Linked DNA regions of Homo sapiens: region 1 is linked to region 2. The links are chromatin contacts, found by Hi-C or POLR2A ChIA-PET in ENCODE. All regions are on one chromosome and are shown on one strand. Each heading gives the region's core, a stretch centred on a gene start or an enhancer-like site at or near the end of the contact. The rest is flanking DNA. Distances are from core to core; before and after follow the strand shown. Region 1 holds the start of FXYD7 (FXYD domain containing ion transport regulator 7). Region 2 holds the start of SCN1B (sodium voltage-gated channel beta subunit 1).

Evidence for each region. Hi-C counts contacts between places; a loop is a spot of excess contacts on that map. ChIA-PET counts read pairs that join two places held with the same protein, here RNA polymerase II (POLR2A). Pooled maps may share reads with other maps.
Region 1: a pooled map of gastrocnemius medialis shows a loop between it and region 2 (7-fold over the local background). The contact joins the promoter of FXYD7 here to the promoter of SCN1B in region 2. A Hi-C loop is called at or near these places in 1 of 168 maps with a recorded cell type or tissue (gastrocnemius medialis) and 8 of 50 pooled maps. POLR2A ChIA-PET finds 5 or more read pairs at or near these places in 6 of 52 experiments (CD4-positive, alpha-beta T cell, H1, MCF 10A and 3 more).

The regions. Positions count from the first base shown.
Region 1 is chr19:35,140,772-35,145,112 of GRCh38, forward strand. It overlaps FXYD7 (FXYD domain containing ion transport regulator 7), which reads left to right and starts at 2,484. Exons shown (of 6, transcript NM_022006.2): 1 at 2,484-2,593. The coding sequence starts at 2,563. It overlaps FXYD1 (FXYD domain containing ion transport regulator 1), which reads left to right. Exons shown (of 8, transcript NM_021902.4): 4 at 361-435; 5 at 765-801; 6 at 1,701-1,750; 7 at 1,949-2,000; 8 at 2,146-2,338. The coding sequence ends at 1,971. RefSeq lists silencers at 365-494, 605-824 and enhancers at 459-1,021, 2,145-2,705, 2,706-3,267.
Region 2 is chr19:35,027,251-35,031,806 of GRCh38, forward strand. SCN1B (sodium voltage-gated channel beta subunit 1) reads left to right here and starts at 3,220. Exons shown (of 6, transcript NM_001037.5): 1 at 3,220-3,610. The coding sequence starts at 3,571. RefSeq lists silencers at 3,190-3,349, 3,689-3,797.

The DNA of each region.
Region 1 (4,341 bases), core at 1,234-3,733, 110 kb after region 2:
CACCTGTCTGCATCTTTTCCTGTCTGTGTCTATCTGTGTCACTGTCTATGTGATACCTCTCTGGTTCTCTTTCTCTTGCCTGCGTCTGTCTCAGCATCTCGTGGCCCATCCTCTGCTTCTTCCCGTCTTCTCTCCCCCCTGTCCTCCTCCTCCCTGTCCCCTCCCTCCCTTTCCTATACACCCCTTTCCTCTCCCTGGTACCCCACTTTCCTCCTCCCATATCTGCTCCCCCTTAATTATCTTACTTCCCCCCTTCTGCCTGCTGGTCCTTTCTCCCTGTTCCCTCCTTCCCAATTTACCCCTCTCCTATTCTCCCTCCTGTCTTCCCTGCCCTCACCTTCCCTGCTCTGCTGCTCACAGACTACCAGTCCCTGCAGATCGGAGGCCTCGTCATCGCCGGGATCCTCTTCATCCTGGGCATCCTCATCGTGCTGAGTGAGTGCCCCTAGCTCCCGCCCTCTACCCCGCCTCTCCCTGGCCCCACCTCTCTCTGGCCCCGCCTCTCCCTGGCCCCGCCTCTCCCTAGCCCCCCTCTCCCTGGCCCCGCTTCTCCCTGGTCCCGCCCCTCCCTGGCCCCGCCCCGCCCCAACCCCTCCCAGGCCTTGCCCCGCCTACCCTGCCTTGGTTCCCCGGCCCCCGGTCTCGCCTCTAGCCCCGCCCCGTCCCCCAAGCCCCGCCCCTCGCGAGGGCGAGCTGGAGCTACAGCGCCGCTTGGCGCCCGCCGGGAGGGAGCCTCAGCTTCTCCTACCTCTCCACGCCCACAGGCAGAAGATGCCGGTGCAAGTTCAACCAGCAGCAGAGGTAAGACGCCCCTCCCCGCCCTCCTTCGCCCGCTCCTGCTCTGGAGGGCGCCGCGGGTGAGGCGGGGAGTACCCCTGACCCGCAGCCCGATCCCCGTCAGCGACTATGTATTAAGCACCTACTATGTGCCATGGCCCAAGCCTGGCCCTGGGACCAAGCGAGGAAAAAACCTCCCGCCCTTCCTGGCCGAGCTCCCAGCCTAGTGGAGGCGGTGGCCGTGGGTTCCAACAGCCCCACAGATAGAAAAATCACAAAGCGTGATAACACAAAGTGCAGGAAAGAAGAAACGGCGGTGAAATGAGATCATCTCACACGCGGCCCAGTTTAGCTTAGAGTCTTGTTCCTAGCTCTTTGATTCCTCTTCGAATAAAATGTTAAAGCATGGACAATGTATGAATATGTTAGAACAATTATAGATATTATCATAAGTAGTAGCTAATATTTACTGGGTGTGTACCACGTGTTAGATACGGTTTCACTTCCTCTGGGAGGGAGGTGCTGTTATTAACCCCATTTGACAGATGAGGAAACTAAGGCACAGGGAGGTAAAGTCACTTTGTTCAAGATCACTCAAGTGGAAGATGGGGGGTTCTGGGTTTCCAACCCAGGCCATCTCATGGCAGTCTGCCAAGTCCCCATGACTATCCCTCCCCCACCAACTTCACATCCCTGCCCCCAAATCCGCGGAGGTACTCACTGTTAACCAGCTTAGAAGCCCCCTGCCAGCACATAAGCTGCTCCTGGGTGCTCCTCATTTCTGGCGGACCCCGAGCCTGCTCTTCGTCCATATCTGGGCCTAGTTACACCAATCTGGGAAAGGAGGCTTGTACTGGGGGGTTCCTAGAAGGGCAGCCTCTCCCCCTTTCCATCCCGAAATCCCTCTGCCTCTGTCTTCCCAGGACTGGGGAACCCGATGAAGAGGAGGGAACTTTCCGCAGCTCCATCCGCCGTGAGTCTGGGGAGACTGCGGGTATTCTGGGGAGAGGGCTGGTTCCAAGGACCGCTTTTCCCGGCCCTCCCTGGCTGCGTAGAGGGAAGGGCTGGATCTGAAAGCGGAGGGCGGGGAGTTGCCCCGCCGCGGGCCCCACCTGCCCAGGAGCTGGGGATGCCTCTCCAGAATGACCCCCGATCTCCGTGTTCCCCCCAGGTCTGTCCACCCGCAGGCGGTAGAAACACCTGGAGCGATGGAATCCGGCCAGGTGCTGCAGCTCTGACACGGCGGTGGGAGGGAAGGAGGGAGGAAGGAAAGGCGGGAGAGGGAGGGGGCCAAGTGCCAGAGTTGAAGGGCGGCGAGGGGTGGGGCTGGACGTCCCCCCTCGCCTCTCACCCTTTTCACCCTCACAGGACTCCCCTGGCACCTGACATCTCCCACGCTCCACCTGCGCGCCCACCGCCCCCTCCGCCGCCCCTTCCCCAGCCCTGCCCCCGCAGACTCCCCCTGCCGCCAAGACTTCCAATAAAACGTGCGTTCCTCTCGACAGCACTTTGTCGGTCTCGGTCCCTCAGCGCGAAACGCCAGCGCCACTGGGCCCCAGCAGGGGGCGCCCCACCCTAGAGGAAGGGGCGGGGACGACGGTGGTGGGCGGGGGCGGGGGCGGGGGTGGCCTGCACGGGGGCGGGCTCCCCGGGCCCCCATTGGCTGCAGGCCCCCCCACGCCAGGGCTCCCCCCAGCTCCCCCCCACATCGGTCCGTCCTGCTTCCAGCTGCTGCAGCGCGCCTTCGCCGCCAAAGCATCCAGCAGCCCCCTGCTCCGGCCCAGCATGGCGACCCCGACCCAGACCCCCACAAAGGGTGAGCGTCGTTTGGGGAGGGGGTTGCAGGGGGGCTCCGGGATCTGAGAGCCTAGGAGAGAGGGTGTCGGGAGATTCAAGCAATGGTAAGGCAAGGGAGTTGGGGGAGGGAGGTCCGCTCCTCCTGTGGGCGGAAGCCCCTGTAATGCGCCCCCCCGATCGCCCCTCCGGGTCTCTGGGACACCCCCTCCCCGGCAGGCGTCCTGTGCCAGACCTGCGGTTGGAGAGTGGCAGTCCCGGGAGAAGGGATGCTCGGACAGGTCGCTATGGCAACCGGGTGGCTGGTCCCGCACCGTGGTGGTAGCAGACGGGGAAGAGATGAGCTTGCAGGGTGGGAGCGGGTGGGTCTGCGACCAGAGACGTTCTGGAAGATTTCAGGGTCCCTGGGGTGGGCAAGGGAAGGGGAGGAGGTTCATGTCCCTCTTCTTTCCAGTGCTGTCTCCTAGGGTGTCTGTTTCCTGAAACCCTTGACAGCCAGGTTCAGAGGAAAGGAGTGAGAGCTGAAGGAAGAGACAGAGAGAAGGGATATAGCAAGAGACAGACAGGGAGAACCTGGAAGAGACAGAGACCAAGAGAGGCAGGAGATCCAGAGTCACAGATACAAAGACCCAGGAAGACAAATAGATGGACTCAGAGAGATTCCCAGTGGAGGGGAGAGGCTGAGAGCAGTAGACAGAGATGCAGAGAGAGAGAGAAAAAAAAATGAGAGCCTGGGAGATAGTGGGATTGAGACCGCTATGGAGAGAGAAGCAGAGAGACGGAGGGAGAGAGACGGACCCATGGGGAGAGAGGGGAGTAGAAAGAGAAGAAGGGAGCCATGTGGGGTGGGGCCCAAACCACTGCAGTGAGACCCTATGTGTGGGAATGGGGCGATGGGACCCTCCTTCCAGCCCACAGCAGGGGTGTTTTCCAATCCCAGAGGTGCTGTTGGGTATACACCTAGCTGCCCCTACTGCCCCCATCCAGCCACACACTGATTTCCATTCCACACCAATTAACCCAGTTATGCACCCACTTAAACACCCACTTCTACCGTCGCCCCCTAATAGCCCCCACTGCTAATCCTGCTTCTGCAGATGAGCAAGGCACAGACTGCTTCAAGAGGGAGCCAGTGCCCAGCAAGGGTCTCCAGCACTGAGGGCAGGGGACCAGGGGTGCTGAGAAGCCCCTGGCAGTGAAGGGAACCCGAATTCCACTTGGATGGCTCCCTCCCTTCCGCGCTTCCCAGCAGGCGGGGGCTGCTGCACTGAGCCATATCTGCAGAATCCGAAGCAGGGCGGGGGGTGGGGGGGGCTGCAGAGGCTGGAAGCTACCCTAGGGAGGGGGGCAGGGCTGAGGCAGCAGGCCTGGCGGGAGCCCAGGGCTTCTTTTTGCAGAGGTGGTGGTTAGCAGGATCGATGGCAGCAGACGGGCAGAGGTGGGAGGACAGACTCCTCAACCCAACCTCCTCTGCCTCCCCCTTTCCCAGTCACAGCATGACAGGGGACCGCAGGTCTCGGGAAACCCCGGGGGAGGAAAAGCATGTTGTGCATTGCAAGCTGCTTAAGGAAACTAATTAATGAATTGTTGGGGAGCGAGGGGGGAAGAGGGGAGAGTCTCCCTCCACCCTGCCAGAGAACAGGAGGGAGAGTTAGGAGTGAACAGAAGAGGGATGCATGAGCACAGCTGGGTCCGGGTCCCTATCCCTGAAATGGACCCTTAGCTTGGCCAGAAGCCAGTCCTGCAGGGGCAACGGCAGGAGGTGCAAAA
Region 2 (4,556 bases), core at 1,970-4,469:
CACCACGCCCAGCCCCAGACCACACTTTGAGAACCACTATTATAGGTTCAAGGAGTTCATAAATGTGGCTACTTATAACAGGGCCCGGCACAGATGGAATGGAGTAAGTATTCAATAAATGTTACACTTATTGCATAAAAATAGAGGGAAAAAAGTAACTCGCGTAGTGAGTACCAAGTACGTACGTACCCAGCTCTGTGCCAAGATCTGATGTTCATTTTATTCTCACAGTGATTCCATGAGGTGGAGACAAAGATGTACACGCCCGAGGCTACCCAGCAGGGAGGCAGACTCCAGGCCTGACCCCTGGGGTCTCCACATTTACATGCAAGGTCCTAACCCCCTCAGGACCCCACCACAGCCCATTCAGGCTGACGTTGGTTGGATTCCTGTTTTACAGATGAGGAAATGAGCTTGGAGGCAAAGTCCCTGGTCCAGAAAGAACCCAGGTCCACCTCACGCAAACCTTGTCCTGGTTCCAGAGGGAGTATGTGGGGTAGAGACACCTTTGGCATGTCACACCCCCGGCTATAAGAATCATCCTAACTGATGGCTTGGAGCAGGGGACTGGAGGAGGGTTTGGAGAGTGGATCAGGAGTGGCATAGGAGGCAGAGCCAGCCTCTCCTATCCTCTAGTTGTGTGATCATGGCAAGGTACCCATGCTGAGCCTCAGTCTTCTATATCTGTAATATGGGTGTAATAATAATACCACCTATAGGAAAAATTAAATGAGCTAATGTTAGTAAAGTGCTTAGAATGCTTAGAACAGCACCAAGCCCATACATAGTAGGTGCTCACTGAACATAGCTTATAGGGCCGTGAGGTGCCTCCTGTCCAGTGCTGAGGCCTGTCCTCACTGTGCCTTCACCTACCATCCCCCACCAGTGGAAGGGCCCGGAACAGCAAGAGGGTTATTCTCTGCAGGGGAATTTCACAGCTCAGAAGGTGCTGGCGTAAAAGTCTAGACCACAGAGGTGTCGGATGTCCCTGGCTCCCTGCCCCTCTGCCATGGTCCTGCCCCACACCCTGGCTCCTCTTGCCTGGCAGGGCTGGGCCAGGGGGATTCTGAGACCTTACCCCACCCGGAATTGGAGGCTAGGATCTGGGTAGTGACCCTTCAGCCGAGAGTCTCACTCCCACCCTGGTCCTGACAGCCCAGAACTCCCATCTCCATTCTCTCAATTTGGCAGAACCTACTGGTAGGACAGGCCACTCACCACTGCTGGGGCAGGATTCCACATCCATCCTAGGCCAGCTACATGACTCTGGGCAGGGGCACGGCCCTCTCCCAGCCTCAGTTTCTTCATCTGTAAAATGGGGATAATAGAACTTGCTGAAGGTTTGGGGCAGTAGAAGTGGGTTCTGCAAATCCCAAGGACTTAGTGAACATTGGCATTCATTTATTTGTTTGACAAATATTGATTGAGTACCTACAATGTGCCAGGAACAGTTCAAGGTGCAAGAGACACAAGACAATATCCTCACCTGGGAGATTTTTTTTTTTTTTTTTTTTTTTTTTTTTTACATGGAGTCTCACTCTGTCACCAGGCTGGAGTGCAGTGGTGTGATCTCGGCTCATTGCCACCTCTGCCTCCCGGGTTCAAGCGATTCTCCTGCCTCAGCCTCCTGAGTAGCTGGGACTACAGGCATGTGCCCCCACGCCCAGCTAATTTTTGTATTTTTAGTAGAGATGGGGTTTCACCATGTTGGCCAGGATGGTCTCGATCTCTTGACCTCGTGATCCGCCCACCTCGGCCTCCCAGAATGCTGGAATTACAAGCGTGAGCCACTGCGCCCGGCCTTTTTTTTTGAGACGGAGTTTCGCTCTTGTTGCCCAGGCTGGAGTGCAGTGATGCGATCTTGGCTCACTGCAACCTCTGCCTCCCGGGTTCAAGCGATTCTTCCTCAGCCTCCCAAGTAACTGGGATTACAGGTGCCCACCACCACTCCCAGCTAATTTTTTTTGTATTGTTAGTAGAGACGGGGTTTCACCATGCTCGTCAGGCTGGTCTCGAACTCCTGTCCTCAGGTGATCTGCCCCCCTTGGCCTCCCAAAGTGCTGGGATAGCGGGGGGCGGCTCACATCTGTAATCCCAGCATGGTCAACATGGTGAAACCCTGTCTCTACTAAAAAATAAAAAAATTAGCCAGGCATGATGGTGCACACCTGTACTCCCAGCTACTTGGGAGGTTGCGGCAGGATAATCGCTTGAACCCGGGAGGCGGAGGTTGCAGTGAGACGAGATCAGCCACTGCACTCCAGCCTGGGCAACAGAGCCAGACCCTATCTCAAAAAAAAAAAAAAAAAAAAAAAAAAAAAAAGAACATAATGTCAGGTAGTGAGGCTGCTGTGGAAAACACTCAACAAGAGGTAAAGAGTAAAGGAGGTCAGGTTAGGAGCGGGGAAGGCAGTTTACCCTGAAGGGACACAGAAGACCTGACGAAGGTGACATTGGAGCCATGGAGGCCCACGGAGAGGGGCGGGGCAGGGGGGGAGAGCCGGGGCAGAGGGGAGAGCTGGGGCCAAGGCCCTGAGGCAGGAACGGGTTCCCTGTGTTGGGAACAGCAGGAGGGCCTGAACAGCCAGAGTGGAGTGGGAGGAAAGAGGGGTAGAAGGTGACATCAGGGACATAAATGGGTGCAGGGGATCACGAAGGGGTCCTCCTCCTGAAACAGCACCTCCAGATTCCCGGGGCTGCTTCTCTCCAGGGTGCCCCGCCTGCTTGGGTGAGGTCCGGATTGTAGCTGTAGTCCTAGCCTGACGGCCCCCCACCCTCCTCTAATGCCTACTTGGGGTCCCTGCACATTGACCCCCAGGCCTGGATATCAGGGCTCAGGGGAGATAACTTGGAGGTTCGCCCTCTGGAACTCCTGAGGATGACCTCCATCATTTGAAGTCGGAAACCCGGCCCCCAAACTGCGCTCTAAGTCCTCCTGTGACTCTGGGGGTGACCTTTCCAGACTCCCTGGGAAGGTGGGGGGGGGGGGGTGGTCCTCAGAGCCCCAGCGGGGTCGGAGACACACAGACCACCCTCCCCGTTCCCAGAAGTCGCGGTCCCTGCGCCACCCGGAGAGGCCGGTGCAGCGGGCGCCTCCCGGGCCGCTGCGGCAAAGGCTGGGCGGCCGCGCCTTCCCCCCGCGGTGATTCATCCCGCCCCCTCCCTCTCCTCCCTCGTCCCTCCCTAGGCCGCCGCCGCCGCCGCCGCCGCCGCCGCTGCAGTGCGCAGGAGACCGCGGTCCGCGCCCGAGCGCGCCCGAGCCGGAGCGGGACCGGGGTCGGTGCACCTAGCGGATGTGCCCGGCTGCGCGCGCCAGCGCAGCAGCCCGAGCAGCGGCCGCCGCCCGCGCGGCGGGGATGCCCGGACGCCGGGCCCCGGGGCTGGGCCCCCGGCGGTAACCGGAGCGGGGGGGCCGCGCCCCCCCTCCTCCCCCCTCGCCGGTCCCAGAGCCGCAGCTGCTGCGCCCGCGCGCTCCCGGGGACATTCTAACCGCCGCCAGGTCCCGCCGCCTCTCGCCCCGCTATTAATACCGGCGGCCCGGGAGGGGGGCGCAGCACGCGCCGCGCAGCCATGGGGAGGCTGCTGGCCTTAGTGGTCGGCGCGGCACTGGGTGAGTGCGCGGGGGGCGCGCGCGGCCGGGGGGCACCGCGGGGGCACTGGCGGGGCGGCGGGAGTGGCGCTCGGGACACGGGGCAGCCGCGCGAGGGCCACCCCCGGCCCATCCCCGGGCCCCGCCAAGTCAGCTTCAGAAGTTGTGCGCGCGGGAGCCGGGCTTGGGGAGGGCAGTGGAGGTGAGGGTGGGCTCCAGCGGGTGGGGGCCGGGCTGGCACAGCCTGGCGGCTGCAGGCGCCCAGCCGGGGGCGAGGAAACGCGGAGTCAGCTGCTCCCGGAGCCCCGCAGGCTGCAATGTGACACCCACAGCCGCGGGAGGGGGGTGGGGGGAAGGCGGCGCCCGGAGACTGGGACGGGAAAGACGGAGGGACAGGGAGAGATGAAGACGGGAGGAAGGGGGCGAGAGACAGAGAAGGACTCGGAGCGCACCGGAGTGGTCCGCTGGGATGCTGGGGACATGGGGGTCAAGGGGGAGACGGAGACAGAGAGAGGGGTATTGGAGAGAGAGAGAGAGAGAGAGAGTTAAGAGACTGAGCGCGATGGAGAAAGGGAAACTTGAGAAAGGCAGAAGGAGATGGAGAGAAGAGAGAGGGAGATGCGGGTGCCCGTGAACACCGGGAGAGAATCTTGCATGGAGTTTGAAAAGGGATAGACGTAGAAAGGTGGAAAGAGATTAGGAGAGGTCTCCTTCTGAGCCCAGAGAGTGGACAAAAAGTGGAGGGACCTTCAGAGAGACCCCTGAGAGGGACAAAGATAGGAGGGACTGAGACAGAGGCCCTCAGGGAGTCTGAAAGGGACCGCAGGGGAGGCGGATGGATGAGAAGTCCTGAGGATCAGGAAACAAGGACAGCACAGGGCTGCAGCAGAAGAGACACAGCGTTAGCTACAGAGTGCTGGGAGGCAGAAAGGAGGTGCCAGGTAAGAGTGTGAAGGAATTCTAAGAC